2 separate regions of the Homo sapiens genome follow, and region 1 is linked to region 2. Evidence: chromatin loops called from intact Hi-C (ENCODE). Cell type or tissue: breast epithelium. All regions are shown on one strand. Each heading gives the region's core, and the rest is flanking DNA. Links, peaks and the distances in the headings are about the cores only.

Evidence for each region. A loop is a pair of places that touch in the nucleus more often than their neighbours do. Peaks named below come from ENCODE experiments on the same cell type or tissue, not always from the same donor. Only the 100,000 strongest peaks of a DNase experiment are listed, where the experiment ranks them.
Region 1: it touches region 2 in a loop (8-fold over the local background); 1 of 110 quality-filtered maps calls a loop at or near these places.

What each region holds. Positions count from the first base shown.
Region 1 is chr18:48,769,995-48,774,386 of GRCh38, forward strand. The region is part of intron 9 of CTIF (cap binding complex dependent translation initiation factor); the gene reads left to right. LOC107985147 (a long non-coding RNA gene) reads left to right here. Exons shown (of 2, transcript XR_001753444.2): 1 at 1-4,392. Among named protein-coding and RNA genes, the nearest start is that of CTIF-AS1, 70 kb to the right of the region's middle. In breast epithelium, for the core only: no CTCF peak of the experiment used is centred there; a DNase peak (open chromatin) is centred at 1,887; H3K27ac peaks cover 1,387 bases.
Region 2 is chr18:49,205,307-49,209,698 of GRCh38, forward strand. It overlaps DYM (dymeclin), which reads right to left. Exons shown (of 18, transcript NM_001353214.3): 14 at 4,245-4,392. Among named protein-coding and RNA genes, the nearest start is that of MIR4744, 160 kb to the left of the region's middle. In breast epithelium, for the core only: no CTCF peak of the experiment used is centred there; no DNase peak of the experiment used is centred there.

The DNA of each region.
Region 1 (4,392 bases), core at 159-4,158, 440 kb before region 2:
GGAACATGTGGCTTCCAGGAGTGCTAAGCCTGTGGTTCTCTCTGGAGCTTTGAAGTGCTCAGTGAGACAGAGCAGCCGATGACCGGATCATAAACAAGCATTTTGATTTTTGAATCTGAAAATAAGCGAGGAAAGAAAATGACCACTGATCCTCAGCCAGTCCTGGAAAGTGCCCAGAACAGCAGCATGCCAGGTGTCCAGTCATCATATCATCAGGGGGGCCTGGGTGCTGCTGCTGTGCCAACTACTGCCCCAGGCCCCCAGGGACCAGTGAGCTTCCTGCAAAACCAAGTGCCCAGCTTCCTGCCTCTTTGCCACTGCGCCACTGTGCCACTGCGCCACTGCGCCACTACTGTGTTCTTCAAAATCACAGAGAGCCCCGCTCCTGAGAAAGCCCAAAGTGCCTTTCTGTGCACGGCATGGGCTTTTACAAGTCTCATGGGCAGTCTACTGCAGGCCTTGTCAGAGACTCTAGATGTGCAGAGGCTGAGGGAGCCTTGGACAAAAGTCACTCCTTTCCCGTGAAAAGTGGCCATTGCCCTGTGTTGTTAGGAGCGTGGGTGGCTCAGGAGGGGAGAGCAAGACCAGCCTGCAGCTTCATGAATCAGGTCAGCTGGGCCATCTGGAGCAGACAGGTGTGGGTCGTGCCCCCGAATCTCATTTCTCTAGACAGGATTTCTTGCCCTGAGGCAGCAACGCTGAGGCCTGAGGAGTAGCAAACCTGTGCAGTAGCATCGATTGCTGCCTCGATGCTGATCTTGAGCATTTAAAACATGTCTCTGCACCCACGTTTCCGTCCTGCAAGGGATGATTGGGTTGTGGTAGAGCTTAAATGAGGTAATGCATGCACGGACCCCAGCTCTGAGCCACACCACTCGGATGGCTCCATCAGTGTGGGTGCCCTGCCCTGGTGGGATGAACTGGGAGGCCCTTCTAACTTTATCCCATCCTAGATTCCCAAAGACCACCCCATGCCTCAGTCTTGGGCAGCATTTCCATTTCCCCCCCCTACGCTGATTAAATGTGGAACAATGAGGGCAGGCAATGAGTGCTTTTAGACTATTGTCTTCCTGGGCGGTGGGCCCAGGATTGACAGGTGTACTCTTCCTCCTAGTCAAATCTGCCTCCTCCAGGAAACCTTCCCTGATCTCCCAGCCCAGGGACCTCACCTTCCTCTGACTCTTGAACATTTACCATGTGTCCCTTTCATGAAGTCTTCTGGGCTCCCCTGTTTAAGCTTTTCTTATCTGAGACTTGTATCTGTGGATGTCTTGGGGCAAAGAATGCGTCTGGGTCATCTTTGTGTCCCACCACCATACTGGTACCCACAAGGTATTCATCAGGCATCAGCTGGCTGGCTCCAGGAGCTTCCTTCACTGGGGAGGAAGGAGCATGGATAGGCAGGCATGGGAATAGCACAGGCCACAGCCACAAAAGGGAATGGCCTGGGGTTTTCTCCCTCTCGCTTCTGGGCCAGGAGAGCTTTACCCAGGTCAGGAATTATTTCACCATCACCCGTGTCCCTTGCCAGACCGTGTCCCCTTCCCTGCATGCCCTCACCCCCCACCCAGGGTTCATTTTCCCTGCTAAATCCCCTGATAGAACTTGGCCGGGCACTGCCCTGTCTGAGGCTGCCACGCCGAAGCAGGCCCTGCAGATAAGTGGGTTACCGGAGAAGGCCAGCTCGGGTGTCCCAGGCCCCAGAGGGTCACCCCTGGCTGGCTGGCAGCTCACCCCCAGCACCTCCTCCTCCTCCTTCCCCGGAGCCAGGCAGGCAGGAGACAGCAGATCCTTCCCCCCAGCTCTGTGAGCGGCCGGCCCCCAGCCGCCGCGGGGAATCTGAGCTATGCTAAGCGGCTCCAGATCGCAGCATCTCTGCCCTGCCCGGGCACGGCCGGCCCAGACAGGGCGCCTCTACCTGCCGTGGCTGCCGCTGGAAAGCTGGCACCGCCTGGGCTGATGGAAAAAATCTCCCTGCGGGTTATGTAACTGCTCACCGCCCTGTCCCTGGCTCCCCAGGGAGGCTCCCAGCCACTACCAAGAGAGAGCAGTGGCCCCTGGGCAGGAAGGAGACCACAGAGGGTCACTCTTTCAAAAGGAAGAAAATAGTGTTGCGTTATCTGAGGTCCTCCTCTGGAACCAGCCTGTGCATGGCGCCAAGGTGTTTCCTGAAAATGCTTAAGGAGCTCAGAGGCCTGCCCCAGTATTATAGCAAGAAGAGAGCTAAACCTAGCGGGAGGGAGTGGCCACAGAGGAGGAAGAGGGCAGGACAGCTTTGTTACTGTTTTTCTTTTCTTTTCTTTTTGGCAAATTATTATTGCAGTAAAATATACCATAAAATTCACCATCTGAACTAGTTTTAAGTGCACAGTTCAGCAGTACCCCGCATACCTACAATGTTGGACAATGCCCATGACCATCCCCCGGCACCCCACCAAACCCTCTCATCACCCCAAACAAAAGCCATGTACCCACCATAACTCCCCTACAGCAATAACTCCCCTACAGCAATAACTCCCCTACAGCAATGCCTCCCCTCCATCTTCCATCTCCATGAATTCACCCACTCTACAAATAGCACACATGGGATATCATACAATATTTTTCTTTTTGTGCCTGGCTTATTTCACTTCACATCATGGTTTCCAGGTTTATTCATGTGTCAGAATTCCCTTCTTTTTCATGGCTGACTAATATTCCATTTTATGTCTATACCACATTTTGTTTATCCATTTATCTGTCAATGGGCACTTGATTTTCTTCCACCTTTTGACTATTGTGATTCATGCTGATAGGAGCATGCATGCACAAATATCTGTTTGAGTCCCTGCTTTTGATTCTTTGGGGTATATACCTAGAAGTGGAATTGCTGGATCATATGGAAATTTTATCTTTAGCTTTTTGAGTATCTGCCAAACTGTTTCCAGGAAGGGTGTTTTTGATGGGGGAAATATCATGAACCAAGAGCCAAAGAAATGACACAACTGAGGGACAATAAGGACACTGCCTTACTGAAATTCAGCTGAGAGCTGGAGGAAGTCTATAAGGGGGACCGACTAAGAGGCAGAAGGATCTGGACTTTATAAAGTGGGACTCAGGGAGCCATTGTGGGTTCTTGAGATGTAGAGTTCCAGGATCAATTAAAAATCATAGACCAGTGTAGACTTGCAGGAAGGATCTATAGATCATCCAGTCCAACCCCCTCGTATTACAGTTGAGAGACTTGAGGCCTGGAGAGGTTGAAAGAGGCCATGAAGACATGTTGATAGGTCATAGGATGTTGGACTTAAAGATGTTTTACATCAGAGAACCAGGGGTTCTAGGTAGCCACGTGGTCTCTTGTGGAGAGGGAGCATATCCAGGCTTAAGCCTGCCCCTCAAAGACCTGAGCTGTGATGGCAGGCCTCATTTCCCTGCCCTACTCTCAGGATCCTGCTCTCTGGCCCCTGGCACATGGAACTGTGGCATTTCCACCACCACCCCCACCAGCCAGAGCCAGGAGCTGGGGTTGCCTGCCATGGGGAACTGTGCTCCCCTAGCGCTGGTCCCCTTCCTTCAGTAAGTGCCATGGTGGGCTCCAAGAGCTTCTGGGACAAGTCAGTGGGCATCTTCGAACCAGAGCCCCTGGGTGAGCAGGCTTCCCCAGGGGTACATAGCCTGCATTCCAGAGAGGGCCCCTAACATTGGCCTGTGGGCCGCTGATAGGAAGAATGGATAGAGACTCCGCACAGGGTGCCCCACCCCCGGCCCTGGTGCCCCTCACCATGCTGCTGTGGGCTTATCTCCTTGTTGCCCTTCGCCCATACCAACCTGCCTGAGCTGCGTTTCTGATGCCTATAATGAACCAGAAGGGAGTTGAGGGGACAGAGGGGGAGAGGAACAGGAAGAGGAGATGACAGGACAACTCTTTCAACAGCCAGCAGGAATGCCACACTTGGCCTTCAACCCTCCGCTCTAAGAGTATTTATACCCACAGTGTTCAGGGTGGCCAGGTTCCACCTTGTCTAGATAAAGAGCAGGCCCCCTTACGGAGACAGAGGTCTCCCCAGCTCCCCTCCAGACAGCCACCAAGAGGTCAGGAACACACAGAGTGCACGGCGCAGTGCATGGAAGGGAGGCGCTGTTGCAGGGGCAGCCATCAGTGCCTGGGTTACTCTGAGGCCAATCGGCATCATGTGAGCAATTTAAACCCATGGTGTGCCCAAAGGCCAGCTTTTCCTACTTCTAGGTCTTCCCTCTCTGGGCCCCTCTGTCCAGGAGAGGCGGATACACTCGACCAGAAGCAGAACCATGGGCACAGGGAGTCTGCGTCATGCTGGCTCAGCATGGCTCTGCCCTTGAAACCCAGAGCCTAGAATAAGGGGTCCCTGTACACCGCCAGAGTGCCTCACT
Region 2 (4,392 bases), core at 212-4,211:
CACATTCAAATAATTAAATATACAAATCTAGAGAAATGTGTTTTTGTGTGAAAAAGATCTGGTAATTCTATATGAGTCAAGGTGTGCCTGCTTTTAAAAATCACTCCAGTCTTAGGACAAATTAAGAGTATAATTTATTACAGATTGCCATAGTAGATGAGAAAAAAATACATATAACATAACTATAATTTTATAATTCATATTTTTAAATTATAAAATATACTGAAATATTATATCAAATTCTGGATATCAAATTTTATGATGGGTACTATCAATCATCCAAGAAGATAATAAAAAGACTGCATAATCTAAAAATCATCGGCTGTCAGGAATGGTTTAAGTGGCCAAGGTATTTAAGCTGAAGAGAACAAAAATTAAGGGGAGTCAATGACAGGTGTTTTCAAAAACCCAAGGGGACCTCATAGACAGCACAGTTTACACATTTATGTGTTTCTCTAAAGCACAGAGCTATAGCCAATATACAAAAATTATTGGTAGGCAGGCTTAACATATTCTAATCTTTCTAAAAATGAAACAGCAAGAGCTTTACTGCCTTCTGAGGTAAGCAGCACACAGAAGTGCTCTCTTTCAGGGTTGCTGTGAAACGAATTCTTACATTTGGAAGAAGTTTGCAGTGGAGTAAGACTTCTATCTATAGCAGTAAGTCATGTTTGACTAAGGTAGAGTTTTTTTTTTGTTTTTTTGTTTTTTGCGGAGTCTTGCTCTGTGTCACCCAGGCTGGAGTGCAGTGGCACAATCTCGGCTCACTGCAACCTCCGTCTCCCAGGCTCAAGCGATTCTCCTGCCTCAGACTCCTGAGTAGCTGGGACTACAAGCGTGTGCCACCACTCCTGGCTAATTTTTTGTATTTTTAGTAGAGACAGGGTTTCACTGTGTTAGCCAGGATGGTCTCGATCTCCTGACCTTATGATCTGCCCATCTTGGCCTCCCAAAGTGCTGGTATTACAGGCATTAGCCACCGCGCCCAGCTGGTAAAGTTCTTTTTTAAGAAATAAGCTTATATTTCTCTCTAGAAACTGAGTTACATTTTTAAATTCCGCATAACAGAAAGCTATTTGATTTTGTTAAGTAAGTCCATGATTGCTCCATTCAGATATTTGGCTTGGTTTGTCTCTCTATATAATGTAGTTCTGTTGAAGAAAATCTCTCACCTGCAGGGACTACACTCCACCTGGCCATGTGTCACTGTGTATGCAAAATGTTTGTCACCTGCAAAGGAACACGGCAAGAGAAGATGGCGAGGTAATTCCTTTTATGCAAATCTATTCAGGTCTGTCCTGAATAGAACAGTGTCCTCTGTCCTGTCCCAGACTGCAAGTGGTAAGGCAAGGAGTGAAAGTTGGTTGGGGGTATGGGGAGGAAGCCTTAACTCCAGAGCCCATGCCCCTAGCCACTACACTATATTAACACTGTATTTCTTCTCTGTTGTTCAGAAAAAAATGGGCAGGGCCTCAGGAGGGCTTGATATTGAAAAAATACCCCCTGGAGGCTTCATACTGTAAACCCCAGCTGAGAGTACTGAGAAACCCAAGTGGGTAAGGAAGGAGGGGGTTCCAGGAAAGGTGTTGAAAGAGGAAACAGAAAATGCAGAATAAATTCTACACTGACTCAGAAACTGAGTGTTGGCTGAACTCTGCTGGGCATCAGGGGAAGGAGGCTCAGGAATTGGACACTGCTTTCACCACATGGTGTCTCCATCTTTCTCCTCATTTTTAAACTTTTGTTTTTCCCTACTTTGTCTTCCTTCTCCTTTTTCTTTCATTTTCTTTTATTTTCCCAGCTGAACATGTATTTCTGTCTCCTGTCTGCTCCTGCTAGGTGAGGAGTGTGACTCCAGGAGAAAAAAGACAGGGGCCTCTGGCACACATGACGAATGCTAAAATCTGCTGCCAGCTGTATTAATGAGGGTTAACAATGCGCCAGGCATGATATGCTATACGATGTATAACAATGAACAAGATATAGTGTTTACCCCCAGAAGGCTTATAGTTTCCACAAAACCATAGGAGAGATATGACAGGATAGGATATATACAAAGAAAAACACATGGAACAGATACGTGGTAACAAAGAACACAGAAGAGAAGCATAGTGTGATGATGTTTTATGTGTAAACCTGGCTAAACTATTGTGCCCAGTTGTTGGGTCAAACACTAGTCTAGATGTTGCTGTGAAGGTATTTGCAGATGTGATTAACATTTATGGAATGTTAAGGAAAGCAGAGTACCTTTTATAACATGAATAGGACTCACCCAATCAGCTGAAGCTATTATAAAGACTGAGGTTTCCTGAGGAAGAAGGAATTCTGTCTGAAGACCACAGCATAAAAATCCTGCCTGAGTCACTTGTCTGACGGCCTGCCCTGTGCATTTAGAATTTGAGACTGCAATATCAAGGCTTACCTGAATTTCCAGGCTGCCAACCTGCCCTACAGATTTCAGACTTGCAAGCCCCTGCAATAGCCAAAGCCCAAAATAGCTCTGTCTCCATCTCTCTCTCTCTCCACTTACATATAAAATCTCCTATTGGTTTTGTGGAGAGTCCGATGATACACTAGTAAATAAGAGTAAGGTCGACCGGGTGTAGTGGCTCACACCTGTAATTCCAACACTTTGGGAGGCCGAGGAGGGCAGATCACTTGAGGTCAGGAGTTCAAGACTAGCCTGGCCAACATGGTGAAACACTGTCTCTTCTAAAAATATAAAAATTAGCCAGGCGTGGTGGTGCACACCTGTAATCCCAGCTACTCGGGAGGCTGAGGTGGGAGAACTGCTTGGGCCAGGGAGGCAGAGGTTGCAGTGAGCAGAGATTGAGTCACTGCAGCCTAGCCTGGGTGACAGAGCAAGACTCCATCTCAAAAAAAAAAAAAAAAAAAAAATTAAAAAGAAAAAGACGTCAATTATCCTGCACATTTCAGAAGTTCAATGATCAGCAGCAGTTCTCCTCATTCCTTGAAACCAGACACACTCTGTCTCCAATTCCTGAGAGTATCATGCAACTTACCTGATATTCCCTCACTTTCCATAAGCCAGTGGAAAGTCACTGGGTTTAGTCTGCTAAATTTGATAAATTCTTCTAACATTACATACGTAACAGTTAATTCTATTATTTTCACCTACTTTTCTAACCCTCAGTTTTTTATTTCTCAAAAGTATCTACAATGACTCGATGTGAGGCTGATCAACATCATCACGAGTCTATAAAATCTTTCTGCTTCCAAGAAAAGTCTCTGTCAACTTACACACCAGACTGCTTTCCTTTCCTAGCAATCAAGTATTTTCACTTAGATATTATGTATAGTCTCAAGTTTTATATGTTTCATCATCTGAAAAGGTCTATTTTAAATTCTAAATGTTTGCTAATTTCTGGTTAAGGTTGTCATGGAGTTTTCTCCTTCTTCATCTAAATCATCTGGCAGTGAAGTTATTGCCTTAAATCACCATATCTAGCTAACAGTATAGTGCTGGTATAAGTCATCTCTTACTTAGAAAAAAAAAAACGTGTTAAAAATGTTAACTGCAAAGCACAAAGTGGTAATGTCATACTGCCCCTCTATTTTGGTGCACGATAAACACAAAACAGCAGGTGTTGATTTTCTCTGATATTCGAGATTGACAGCTTGTCTCTTTCTTACTCCACTGACCCCCATTATGTTTAATCTACATTCATCCATGACACATTGCAACCTGCTGATTTTATATGATTTTATAGCCACTCTGTATGTAAATAAAATGAGTACAAAATACAAAACCCCAATAGTATAATTTCTGCCTTCCTATAAAATCAACCTGCTCAACTGAATGCACCTCTATCGGAACATAGGTGAAATCCTACAGCTAGCTCTCAGGTGTGCTTGCATGAAGGAGAACTCAAAGGTCATAGTAACTGTAGAGTCTATTTCATATAAAACATCAGAGCACTCCAACTACTATAAATCAAAAGATTCCCAAATGGAATGCGGTATAGAATAGTTCTGGCAAGTTTATATAGACAACTCTGTGGTTGAAAGCTTTCCTCTCTCCCGTGAAACATAATATAAATTACTTAAGAAGACATTTGTAAGGAAACAAAATCCAGCTATTATTTTAAAAAAATTATTTAGTACCATTTCAAATATAAATGTTCTCTTTAATAATTTAATTGACACATGTCTTATTAAAACATGCAATTGTCAGTCATATACAACATGCAGCATGCAGTAAATGGACAGCAGAGGTTAATAACCTGGAAGCATAGGATCTGAGAATGTGAGAGCAAGTTAAAGACAAGAGTTCCTCTCCATTGTCACTGAGGGTCGAGAAGCAATGCTGAAGCGTAGAACAGTGAGAGTGGGGGAAATACAGTTTGTCCAACACATAAACATATCTCCGCA